Linked DNA regions of Homo sapiens: region 1 is linked to region 2. Evidence: read pairs that join two places in POLR2A ChIA-PET (ENCODE). Cell type or tissue: B cell. All regions are shown on one strand. Links, peaks and the distances in the headings refer to the core of each region. The heading gives the core; the rest is flanking DNA. Region 1 holds the start of MYOZ3-AS1 (MYOZ3 antisense RNA 1). Region 2 overlaps DCTN4 (dynactin subunit 4).

What was found. ChIA-PET counts read pairs that join two places held together with the same protein. Peaks named below come from ENCODE experiments on the same cell type or tissue, not always from the same donor. Only the 100,000 strongest peaks of a DNase experiment are listed, where the experiment ranks them.
Region 1: POLR2A ChIA-PET joins it to region 2 with 6 read pairs; 3 of 35 experiments call an interaction of 5 or more read pairs at or near these places.

The regions. Positions count from the first base shown.
Region 1 is chr5:150,669,819-150,675,308 of GRCh38, forward strand. It overlaps MYOZ3 (myozenin 3), which reads left to right. Exons shown (of 7, transcript NM_001122853.3): 3 at 666-820; 4 at 1,779-1,832; 5 at 1,937-2,090; 6 at 2,522-2,684. It overlaps MYOZ3-AS1 (MYOZ3 antisense RNA 1), which reads right to left and starts at 2,651. Exons shown (of 4, transcript NR_186487.1): 1 at 2,298-2,651; 2 at 332-391. In B cell, for the core only: no CTCF peak of the experiment used is centred there; DNase peaks (open chromatin) are centred at 2,463 and 2,603; H3K4me3 peaks cover 1,660 bases; H3K27me3 peaks cover 2,036 bases.
Region 2 is chr5:150,719,678-150,727,457 of GRCh38, forward strand. It overlaps DCTN4 (dynactin subunit 4), which reads right to left. Exons shown (of 13, transcript NM_016221.4): 9 at 3,230-3,303; 10 at 39-93. Among named protein-coding and RNA genes, the nearest start is that of RBM22, 23 kb to the left of the region's middle. In B cell, for the core only: no CTCF peak of the experiment used is centred there; no DNase peak of the experiment used is centred there.

The DNA.
Region 1 (5,490 bases), core at 1,287-3,786, 51 kb before region 2:
CTACTTTTAGTAGAGATGGGTTTTTGCCATGTTGGTCAGGCTGGTCTCGAACCCTTGACCTCAGGTGATGCGCCTGCTTTGGCTTCCCAAAGTGCTGGGATTACAGGCGTGAGCCACCGCGCCTGGCCCATATATGCTTTTTTATAATAATAAAAGGCTATTTTAAAGTTAAAAGAACACAGGTCTAAAACTGAACTCCTGATCTTTCCCAGAACCTTCTCCTCCCTTTGCCTTCCCCATCTCCGTGAATGGCTGCTCTATCCTTCCAGTGGCTAAGGCCAGAAACCTTGCAGTCATCCTCTCTCACTCATTGCCCATACCCATGGCTTACCTTTAAAAAATATCGAGAATCTGACCATTTCTCACTACCTCCACCATTATGGGCAAAGACCTGCATGGGGAATTCATGCAATAAACACAAATGGCCAAAGAACTTCGGAAACAGTGCTAAACTTCACTGAGCAACAAACACATGCAAATTAAACTCTGAGGTGTCATTTTTGCCCATCAGGTGGGCAAAGATTTCAAACAATCATGACACCCGGTGTCGGCAAGCTTGGTGAGAAACAGGCATTCTTACACACAGCATGCCATGCTTCGAGAGGTGGGGCCTGGAGTGTATGGGGGATGGGGTGGTGAGAGCCCGCTCTGGCCTTTCCTGGCAGTCCCTACGCTGGACCTGGGCAAGAAGCTGAGCGTGCCCCAGGACCTGATGATGGAGGAGCTGTCACTACGCAACAACAGAGGGTCCCTCCTCTTCCAGAAGAGGCAGCGCCGTGTGCAGAAGTTCACTTTCGAGTTAGCAGCCAGCCAGCGGGCGGTGAGTAAGCCACCATTGTGCTCATGGGGAAAATGAGGACCACAGAGAGCCACTGGTTAGCCTAAAGTCAAACGGTAAGCCAGGCTGAGGACTGTGATGTTCCCATCAGATTAGGCTCCTGCCTTTCAGTGTGATCCTTGAAAAGTGTTATCTTTTTAGGCATCTCTCCCTGGATACAGAACAAAGTAAACAAAGTGGATTAGGGGGTTGAGGATAAGCCGTGGAGTGAAGGGACTCTGGCTCCTACCAAAAAAAAAAAAAAAAAAAAAAAGCTAAGACAGGCATGCACTCTAGGCTAAATTTGCAGCAGGCTGGATCTAGTTTAGACTTGGGCCTGATCTAAGATGGAAAATGTAGAATGCCCTTTTTTCTTCTTCCCACCGGAGAAAGGAAAGGCCATGGAATAATCTGCTGGTGGAGAAGAAAGGCAAGAAGGGTTTTTCCCTTGGCTTCAGAAAGGCAGCAGGCAGTTCCAGATACTTCTAAGGAAGCCAGGGCTATTCCATCCACCCTCCACTTAATTTCTGGGCTAGACAGGAGGCAACTGAGAGGGAGTGATGTGGCAGAAAAATAAAGATGGCAAAACACCCGCCTTTGCTATGTGCCTAAGACAATGCTAGCTAAGCACTTTGCAGGTATCTCATTTAATGCTCATAGACCCCTCTGAGGAAGAGATCTTCATCACCATCATCCTCATTCTATCGAGAAGGACATTGAGGCTCAGGGAAATTAAGTATCTTGCCCGGACTCGGCATTACAATAGCAATTAACATATATCGAGTATTTCTCGGTCCCAGGCACTGGGTTTAGCGTTGTAAACTAGTAACTCATCCTTGTTCCCCGATGATGGGCGTTAGGATTCTTGCCTCCCCCCGACCTTTTTTTTTGGTGGAGGGAGAACCCTGGTCCCCTGCCCCGCTGAGCTTCTCTGCGGTTTATTCTACCCCCTCGTTCCCAGATGCTGGCCGGAAGCGCCAGGAGGAAGGTGACTGGAACAGCGGAGTCGGGGACGGTGAGCGTGGAGGGGAGCTCCCTGGAAGGGAAGCTGGGGGAAGGGGAGCGCGGCTGGGGGCGGGAGGTCGTCGGTGGCCTCTGAGAACCCGCCCCTGTGCCCAGGTTGCCAATGCCAATGGCCCTGAGGGGCCGAACTACCGCTCGGAGCTCCACATCTTCCCGGCCTCACCCGGGGCCTCACTCGGGGGTCCCGAGGGCGCCCACCCTGCAGCCGCCCCTGCTGGGTGCGTCCCCAGCCCCAGCGCCCTGGCGCCAGGTGAGTGGCCTCCTCGGGTCCCGGGACCAGGGCTGGGGGGCCTGAAGCATGGGTGTGCTCCCCATGGGGCAGGAAGAGCACCCAGAAGGCTAGTCCGCCCCCTTCCCCAACACACACGCGCACGCGCGCACTCCCCTCGCCAGACCACGAGCCGGAGGGGCGCCGCGCCCCAGGTCACACAGCGAGTCAGCCAAGGCCAAGACCAACCCGCGCTGCGAACTCGTGGCTTCCTCACTGCAGTCCTCCGTGTTTCCTGGGATGGGGAGGGGTCTCCTGTGCTGGAGCAACTGTGGCTTCCCATTCCCGCCGTCCTCTCCCCTAACTCCGATCTTCCCTCCTCCAACCGCGTCCGCGGAATGGGGGTGGGGCGAGGTGGGGTTGGGGGCTGAGGGTGGAAGAACGGAGGCGCTCCCTTCCCCCCGCGCCCCTAGGCTATGCGGAGCCGCTGAAGGGCGTCCCGCCAGAGAAGTTCAACCACACCGCCATCTCCAAGGGCTACCGCTGCCCTTGGCAGGAGTTCGTCAGCTACCGGGACTACCAGAGCGATGGCCGAAGTCACACCCCCAGCCCCAACGACTACCGAAATTTCAACAAGTAAGGCGGGGCGGGCAGCCCGGGGGACAGACCGGGAGGGGCGGGAAGCCAGTCACAGCCACAGCGGGAGCCTGCGTTTCCTGAGCACTTTCTGCAGGCCAGGCTCTGTCCCCAGCGCTTTCTATTCATTGACTGAGCTCTGGCTGGAACAGCGCCTCCGCACCTGGTAGGTGCTCAGTTAACGTGGGAGAAATGAAGAGTGAAGGTGCCGCACATCTTGGATATTCTCCAGGACATGGTGGGCGGGTGCTATGAGTTTTCCTGTTCTGCAGATGAAGAGGCTGCGGCTCAGGAATATGAACAACCCGGCCAAAGCCACAAAACAAGGAAGCACCGGCAGGGCCGGGATTCAGGTCTGGGTTTGTCTGACTCCAGAGCCCAGTGCCTTGTTCTCCATGGCTGCTGTGTGCTACCTCTTTGATGAACATCTAGATTTGTGTCCTTCTCTGAGGGGTCCCCAGATTTCAGCAGTTCGAGGCCAGCTCAGCTTTTCCTTTCACCAATGGCCTAGAAGAGGCCAACAAGGTAGCTTTGAGGCTGCCCCAAAGTGGAGAGTGGCAGTGAAACATTGGACGCCAGAGTGAGGGCCACAGCGCAGTGGCCTATATGGGTTTAGAGCGTGAGGCCTCCACGTGGACTTGAATGCAGACCCCAGGCCTGCCCGTGTTGACCTTGGGCAAGTGACTTAACCTCTCTGAGCCTCCATTGCCCCACCTGTAAAATGAGGGGTTTATAGTACCTGCTTCATAAAGTTGCTATGGAGATGACACGAGAAGCCATAGGTAAAGTTTCTGGCAAGTAAGACACTTGCAACAAACAATAGCTATTATTGTTGTTGTTGTTATTATTATTATTTGAGACGGAGTCTCACACTGTCACCCGGGCTGGAGTGCAATGGCGCAATCTCAGCTCACTGCAACCTCTTCCTCCTGGGTTCAAGCGATTCTCCTGCCTTAGCCTCCCTAGTAGCTGGGATTACAGGCGCCCACCACCGTGCCCGGCTAATTTTTTGTATTTTTAGTAGAGACAGGGTTTCACTATGTTGGCCGGGCTGGTCTCGAACTCCTGAACTCGTGATCCACCCGCCTTTGCCTCCCAAAGTGCTGGGATTACAGGCATGAGCCACCGCCCCCGGCGTATTATGATTATTATTTACAGCTGAGATGAAGTTTGGACAGGGGAGAGCTTGAAAGGGATACATTTACCATTCTGCACTGAGGGCCTGAAAACAAACCATAGGAATCAAGACAGGAGCTTGGCACTGGGGGAAGGCCTTGGGCTGAGGAGTGCATGTTAACTGCATTGGCTTCCTTGGTCTGGTGCTATTTTTGAATATGCTCCTCTGGTTTGGGCTGCATTTAGTGAGGAAAAGGGGAGTCCACAGAGAGGACGCCACGGTCCTGCTCTTCTGGCATTTGCTCAGACCACACGTGGAGACTGGGTCTGTCTAAGACAGACGGGTGGGCGCCAGAGCCTAGCTAGGCCTGGAAAATCAGCACATATGAGGAAGGGCTGAAGGAACTGGGGGTGATCTGCCTTGAGAAGAGACAGCTCCAGAGGGATGTGACTGCCCTCAAATATCTGAATAGGCAGAGACTTCCTGATGGGAAGAATTGGGCTTAGCATGCGCTGTGTGAGTCACGAGCCATTAACAGACATTCTGGAGTTCCCTGGCAGGCAGGACTGCCCTATCTCCTCCTGGGCCCTCAGACCCTGCCTGCCCAGTCATTTGAAACCTGCAGCAGACATTCAGTCCTGGCAGGCAGCTTCCAGGCTGGGCCACTCAGGTTGCATCTCCCACTGATCTCATGCCTCATGTATGACAGCAAGGCACATTCCCACCAGCAGAAAGAGGCTCTTAGGGAGCCCTGCATCCAGACCTCTTCTGAGGGAGAAAGACCAACTGAGGCATAGAGAAGAGAAACAGCAGTTTGGGTGGCCAAGATGTGCTCAGCTTCCAGGGTCCTGGGCTCCCAGTCAAGGGCCTGACTGTGGGCCTTGCATGGCTTGGACACCACCCAGCCTGTTCCTGTGAGGCCTGGCTGTTGCCACCAAAACTGGGGTGGTCCAGGCAGAAATGCTTTCCTGGCTGGGACTCAGGCCCTGGCTCAAGGTTTGTCTTTCCACCCCAGAGGCAAGCACTCTCCTCTTCCCACTGGTCCCAGGCTGCTGGAAAAACAACACAAGCAATGATTTTTATTTTTCTTAAAATTAAGAAACAGTATTAAGGCCGGGCGCAGTGGCTCATGCCTGTAATCCCACTTTGGGAGGCCGAGGGAGGCGGATCACTTGAGGTCAGAAGTTCAAGACCAGCCTGGCCAACATGATGAAATCTCATTTCTACTAAAAATACAAAAATTAGCTGGGCTTCTTGGCACACACTTGTAATCCCAGCTACTCAGGAGGCTGAGGTGGGAGAATCGCTTGAACCTGGGAGGCGGAGGTTGCAGTGTGCCGAGATCCTTCTACTACACTCTAGCCTGAGTGACAGAGCAAGACCCTGTCTCAAAACAAAACAAAACAAAACAACAAAAAAAAGTATTATTAAAATCACATACATAGGTTCTCTTTTAAAAAATGTTAGGCAAATAAATGTAGAGCCCCTTTGCTCACCATCCTCCAATCCCAGTTGCCTTCCCAAAGGTAACATGGTTGTCAGGCTGGCCTGAATGGGCTCAGAACATTTTGTGTGGGCAGCTGCATGCCTGTAGGGGGAATGGCGTTTGTGTGTGTGTGGGGGTGTGTGTGTTAATACTTTGCACTTCATTCTGTTAACTTGCTTTTTTTACTCAACATTACGCTTTCG
Region 2 (7,780 bases), core at 2,036-4,535:
CAATCCTTTTTCTTCCTGTTAATGAGCAAGGTACTAACCTTCATGTAGCGAAGGTTGGGAATTGACATGATTCTCACTTCTGGAATATAATTGCTGTGCATAAATAAAAAAATGCATTAATGTTCATTGGAGTCTCTTAAAATTATTATTATTTTTTAAAGCTAGTGCAGTACATAAAGGATTTCATGTTAATTAGAATGTATCAGAAAAAAAATAATTTTAATGAACCATATCATCACAGTAAGAACTTAAGAAAAGACATAAGACCAAACTGGTATGAGTTCTTTCTGAAATCTTACGTATATTTCTAGTTGAAACTGCCCAGGCCCCAGATTAGCATTTACATATCAAGATATTGCTTTGTAATGACTAAGGCAAGATATTTATCTCCTTGTGCCTTGGTTTTCCCAATTCTAAAATGAGGAAAATAATGGTATCTTTCACTTGAGGTTATTGTGAAGAATACATGCAAGAATGCTTTGAAAAGTGCTTGGAACAAAGCTCACATAAATGTTCATTATTGTGCATACATTAACGTAATACGAAATCTATTGCAGAAACATTAAAAGTGGGGGAAAAAGTACATCTTAGAATCAGATATTTAAACTTTAAACGAGCTATTTTTCATGGTGACCAGCAGGATTACCTGAGTAACTTAACAGGAATTTAAGAAACTTTTGTCTTCCTGAATCTCAAAAAAAACACACACACACACAAAAGCAACAACAATAAAAATAAATTTAAAGACCCCACTTCTAAGAATTTGAATTCAGTAGGTCTGAGGTTTGATACCAGAGCTCTGTATTTTTTTTTTTTTTTTTGAGACAGGGTCTTGCTGTCACCCAGGCTGGAGTGTAACGGCACAATCATGACTCACTGAAGCCTCGACCCCCCAGGCTCAAGTGACATTCCCACCTCAGCCTCCCAAGTAGCTGGGAGTACAGGTGTGTGCCACCATGCTCAGCTAATTTTTGATTTTTTGTACAGATGAGGACTCACTGTGTTGCCCAGGCTGGGCTTGAACTCCTAAGGCTCAAGCGATCCTCCTGCCTTGGCCTCCCCAAATGTTGAGATTACAGGCATGAGCCAAACACCTGGCCTCAGAGCATCTGTATTAAGATAGCCAGGCAATTCTAAAATGATGTCAGAAAAAAATCACTTTTTCTCAAAGCAAGCTTAAGAAATTGATGCTAAGTACAGGCTGCCATTCAGGGTTTCTGTAATGAGTATAATTCTTAAGAAAGGAGTTCATCCCAGACTTCACAAGTGCCATTTCTGTAGGTCTCTAACCAATCATGTATTAAGAGTAGTTAGGAAAATGAACATATTTTATGGTGAGTTACAAGGCATTTGCAAACATAATTACTCATTTGATTCTTTTCAAGAATCCCAAGAGGAATACATTATTCCCATTTCAGAGACGAGGGAAGTATGTTTAGACAAAAATAGTAAGTGACAGACCCTCTTCCTGGCCCTCCTAGCTCCTCCTAACTCACTAGACATGCACTTCCCAACCTTTTTGTTTCCTAATACTTATTTTTAATTGCTGCATAATATTCTACAGTACAAGTTATCTCAATTTAACCAACTATTTCCTTGTTAATGGTTAATCAGTTTGACACTGATTAACTTTTGGTTAAACTGTTTGCAGCTTTTTGCCATTAATATATTCTAAAACACACCTTTGGAAATGCATCTTTATATATTGGTGATTTTGTTTCTACAGAATATATCCCTGAAACAGTACTGTTGGGTTAAAAGGTCTATGTAATTTGTTTTGATATTTCCAGACCACTCTCCAAAAAGACTAGCAATTCAAGATCCCACCAACAATGTGTGCAAGTATGTGTTTACCCACATTCTCATGAGCACTAGATGCTAATTACCTTTTAAAACTTTTCCTATCAAATCTTAGTTTCTTTCCATATACAGTGTATCTTCTGGTCATTTGAAATTCCTTTCCCATAAGCTACCTGTTCAAATCCCTTGTTCCACATTCCACTTTACTGCCTCCCTCTATTTTTATCTTTTCAATTTCTGGGAATTCTCTATGCCTGGGATATTAAACTTTTGTTTGTCATGACTGCCAAATATTCTTTCTTGCTTTACTATTTGTCTCAGGACTTTGTTGCTAATTTTGTCTTAAAAAAATTTTTTTTTCCTTAGAGAGAGAGTCCTGCTCCACTGTCTAGGATGGAGTGCTGTGGGACAATCATAGCTTACTGCAGCCTTGACTTCCTGGGCTCAAGGGGTCCTCTCACCTCAGACTCCCAAGTAGCTAGGACTACAGGTGCATGCCACTACACCTGGCTAATTTTAAAAATTTTTTGTAGAGATGGGGTCTTACTATGTTGTCCAGGCTGGTCTTCAACTCATGGGCTCAAGTGATCCTCCTGACTCAGGCTTCCGAAGTGCTGGGATCACAAGTGTGAGCCACTGCACCTGGCTTTAATTTCATCTTTTATAACCACTATTTCTTTTTGCTAAGGTCAAAGGTGTTTCTTTTCTTTTAATGGCTTCTGGGTTTCCTGTCTTGCTAAAGAAGGGCTCTCTTACTCCAAAGCTAGACAATACTTTCCTAATTTGTGAAAATATTTTTGTTTGCCAGGTAATTTAAAAAATTTATGTATTAGAAAAGTATGATGAGATATGAAAAGTTTACATTTAATTAGATGAACACTGGGTAAGTTTTAAGTGGCAGTATTTGTCTCTAATTAGGACCATTCAGATAGCCTGATAGGTAGTTTTTATACACAAAATTCTCTTCTACTCACAAGTCCCAGAGAGTTAACACTAACTTAATCACTTTCATTCCAGTCAACGAAGTGTTATAACACAGGTAAGTAAAATGAACACTGTTACAGGGATACTCTTCAATCAGCTATACTTCATTATTTTTAAATTTTTTTTGAAGGATTATTCCCAAACTCAGATACTTTATAATTTGTAATGATGACTAGTGACTTTCCACCAAATAATCAACATACCTTGTTGCTCCAGATCATACTGGGACACTGTGTCCCTGATCCCAATACCCCTGAATCTATTTATCTTAAACTTCATGGCATGTAACTAAATTAAAAACCTAAACAGGAACAGAATGTCAAGATTATTTTGATGTAATTTTTTTTTTTTTAGGCCAAGAGTAAACACACTTCATACTGGGGAAGAAGAATAAACCAAAATAACTCAAAACAGTAACTGAAAACACCAATCCCAAAATACTTACACAGCGACCAGCTGGATTTTGAATTTGATTGACGTTGGGTTAAATTCTGGCTTGCTCAAATTATGTTCACATTTCTAAAAAGAAAACAAATATAACACGTATCAGAAGACAACAACACACTTTGTTGATCCATAGAGCTGCTAAATTCAGAAGGACAGCATTTACGAGAATTTTGTTTTGTTTTGTTCTGCTATAAGACCATATGTTTTTGAATAATGTATAGCAGCCAAAGTTTATAAAAGATGTTCGCACTTCCTGATATGTGCAACCCCACTATCCAATATTATTATACCTCTGTGGTACTTAAAAACTACTAAAATAACACATACTGAGTACATACTGTATTTGCTAAACAACGTGCTCACTGGTTTAACTGGATTTAAATATCACATCAACTTTATGAGCTAGGTATAGGTATTACATTAAGGTTGCCATATTATAGATGATCAAAATGGTATACAGGAAGGGTAAGTAACCTGTCCAACTTCACAGAGCCAATAAAAATGGACACTGGGATTTAAATCTAGGTAGTAAAATTCCAGATCCTATGCTTTAAAGTACAGTAACAATGATTACTTTTGAGATAGGGTATCACTCTGTTACCCAGGCTGGAGTGCAGTGGCACAATCAAAGCTCACTACAGCCTCCAACTCCTGGGCTCAAGTAATCTTCCTGCCTTGGCCTCCCAAAGTGCTGGGATTACAGGCATGAGCCACTGCACTAGGACAGTAATAATTATTTACTACTTTCTTAAATACATACTACATATACCTGGTTAAAAATTTTTTTAACAGAACAAAAAAGGTGTCCAGTGTAAAGATTACCCATTATCTGTCTGTCCCCTTGTTTTCTCCAGATAGCCTATGCACATAAAAGTACAAGCATACATCACCTTGCTTTTTTCACAATAACACAAAAGGGAACATTTTATATTTATTCTCTTGCTTTTTTCATTTATTCTATCTTGGAATTAATTCCATTTCAGTACATATAGAGAGGCCTCTGTGTCCCACTGTAACAATTTCTATAACTTACATAAGATAGAAATTGATGGACATTCAGGATGTTTCCATTATTTTGCTACTGTAAGTAATGCAGCGATGAGTGTTCTTGTACATGAATCATTTCCTAAGTGTCTAAGTATCTGTAAGACAATTTCCTAAGAGTAGATCAAAGGGTGTATGCATTTGCTATTTTAATGGATACTGAAATATAACTGACTAATCTGACGATTATGAAATGATATTCCACTGCAGTTAATTTTTTTTAATTTTTCATTTTCTCATTGCAGTTTTAATGTACATTTCCCTGATTAGTGTATAAATTTGAATATCTTTCATATTTATTGGCTATTGGGATTTCCTCTGCCATAACTTGAATGTTAGGATCTACTGGTTATTTTTATTTCCTTGCCGATTTGCTGATATTAACAATAGATTTTAATCTCTTGTTAATAATATACCTTGCAAACTACTTTTCTCAGTCTGTGGCTTATCTTTTCATTTCTTTATGGGTTTTCTTTGGCATGAGGGTACAAGTTTTACTTTTAATGAAGTAAAATATGTAACTTTACATTACAGTTTGTGCTTATTTGTATTACTTATGAAACATTTCCCTACCCAGAAGTCATGAAGGTATTCTCCTCTATTTCCTTCTAGAAGTTTGGCTCTTCAGATTTCCAATGTTCCTGAAATTAACTTCTATGTAGGGTGAGGTAGCAACCCAATTTTATTTTCTTCCATATAATCACTTGACCTAGCAAAATATAATTGCCTATTCTTTCCCCAATGATCTACAATGCCATATTTAGTATATAACAAATTTTCTCATATGCATGGGTCTACGTCTGCATACATATAGACACACTTTTTTTTGTTTATATGTACATTTGTACTTTCCCTCCTTTTTTATACAGAAAAAGTGCATACCTACCATGCACTTTGCTTTTTGCATTTAAAAATGTATCCCAGGCTGGGCGCAGTGGCTCACGCCTGTAATCCCAGCACTTTGGGAGGCTGAGGCGGGCGGACCACGAGGTCAGGAGATTGAGACCATCCTGGCTAACACGGTGAAACCCCATCTCTACTAAAAGTACAAAAAAATTAGCCAGGCGTAGTGGCGGGCGCCTGTAGTCCCAGCTACACGGGAGGCTGAGGCAGGAGAATGGCGTGAACCTGGGAGGTGGAGCTTGCAGTGAGCCGAGATCACGCCGCTGCACTCCAGCATGAGCAACAGAGTGAGACTCCGTCTCAAAAAAAAAAAAAAAAAAAAAAAGTATCCCATATTAACACATTCTTTTATAAATTTATAGTACTCATTCTGCGGATATACTATAATCTCTGCATATTTTGGTTTGTATTTGTGGAGGTGCAAGGTAGATTCCTAAAAGTGAAGTTGATGAGACAAAAGGTAACTTTACTTTTGGTAGGTATTACTATATTAATGGTGCATTATATAACCATATTTATATAAATTTATATCAATTTAATTTATATATAACTATTTCCATTACTAATCTTTTTTAAGAAATCAACTTCTGATTCTGTTGCCCTTTTGTATTTTGGTTTCTTAATTTACTGTATTTTATATTAATTTATTGTATTTTATTTTGGTTTCTTAATTTATTAACACCTGTTCTCTTTGGACTTTGCTGTTTTTTTTCTAACTTCTTGAAATGGATGCTGACATCGCTAATCTTTTAATATTTCTTCTTTTCTAATATATACTGTATAGCTAAGCACAGCCTTAGTTGTATCCTGCAAGTTTTGCTATAAAGAAATTACTGATTCCTAACTTAACTACGTTGTGATCAAATAATATACTTTAATAATTTCATCTTCCAGCTGACAGCCTCAGCAAGAGAAAGCATAGGGACTCCAATGGCAGCAGCAGCATGTGCAAAGAAACAATCATGAAAGTTGGTAGACAATATTGGATGGGTGCCCCAGGTCTCTCCAAGCTGGCTATTTATTATATTTTGTTATTTAAAACAAACCTGTATTTATTTATTTTTTGAGACAAGTTTTGCTCTTGTTGCCCAGGCCGGAGTACAATGGCGCAATCTTGGCTCACTGCAACCTCCGCCTCCTGGGTACAACCAATTCTCCTGCCTCAGCCTCCCAACAAACCTATATTTTAAGCAGAATTAAAAAAAAAATAAGCTGGTATAAGGCTATATGACTTTTGATCAAACCAACGAGATGCAGGGCTTCTAAATATAAGGGATCATCTGAAATGAATGTTGTTTGAAATAACTGTCTAATTTTGAGAGTTCCAGTATTTATGTGAAAATTTAACAATTTTTAAAGAAGTCCTTGGAAATTGGTATTGACAGTAAATCTCCTTAAAATAGAATTTTAAAGCTTTCAACACACTGGAACTCTCCCCAGCTTTGGACCAACCCCACAACTGAGCGGAGCCACCTCCTCGAGACATGCATTGCTCTGCTGCTGGATACTCTAACAGCTTGAACAGGGGAGCTCACTTAAGAAGAGATATTGTGTAGTTTAAAACATATTAGTTTGTATAAAATAACTTCTCATAAATTTCTCATAAATTAAAGCTGCAGTACAATTCACTTAGTGGTTAGGCCAATCCTCCCCGCCATTATCCTTGCTTTGTTATAAATCACCATTAAAAACCATTATAATGTTTTTAATAGTATCAGCTGGCACTTAAATATTTTTGGAGTGAAAATTATTCCTAAAGTTATACATGACTCCCACAAAAATACAGTTTTATCATATTAAAGAGACCTGTACTGATTTGCCAAAATTCCGCAACTTAGCAAAGGTATTACCTTCCTTGGATTTGTACTTTGTGATACAGTGTGCTGTACCGTGGGCTGGTTATGTTAACTGAAAAAATAGTCATTACCCAAGTTTTGCAGCACTCTAAACTTAAGCAGAAGAACAGCTGTTCACATCTTACAAATGCCATGTGTCAAAATCATGGTTTTGTAATTGCTAAGGTACGGTATGTCAGGTTATTTGAAAACAATTACTTTTTGAAGTAATTGTGACCACAAAGCATCATTTTTACATGAAAAGTTGTCTGTCATTTGAAATTATGCAAATGATGTCTTGACCTGAAGCACAAACCCCAGGTACTTAATGTTTTTAATAATATGGTGCCACTGCAGGGGTTAGGGGCGGTGGGGAAGAACAAGGATAATGGCGGGGAGGATTGGCCTAACTAACCACTAAGTGAATTGTACTGCAGCTTTGATTTATGAGACATCCTTATCTGGGATATTTGAGGGCAGCTGCAAACTAAAAACAATCCAGTAAATGTACTTTGTTTATATTTTGTATCAGGCAATTATCAACTGCTAAATAATAGCTTTCATATTTGCAACTGTTGCATACAGAGTACTTTTGCTAAAAGGTGATTAGCTCTTGCCTTTAATTTTACAGTGCTTAATGTGATAAACTTCCAGACATGTTTCCTATAAAAGAGACCATTTAATATATGTATATAAACCACAGTAATAGTATAACATACTATTTTAAAATTATTTTTTTCTACTTAAAATATTTAATTTTAGGCTTC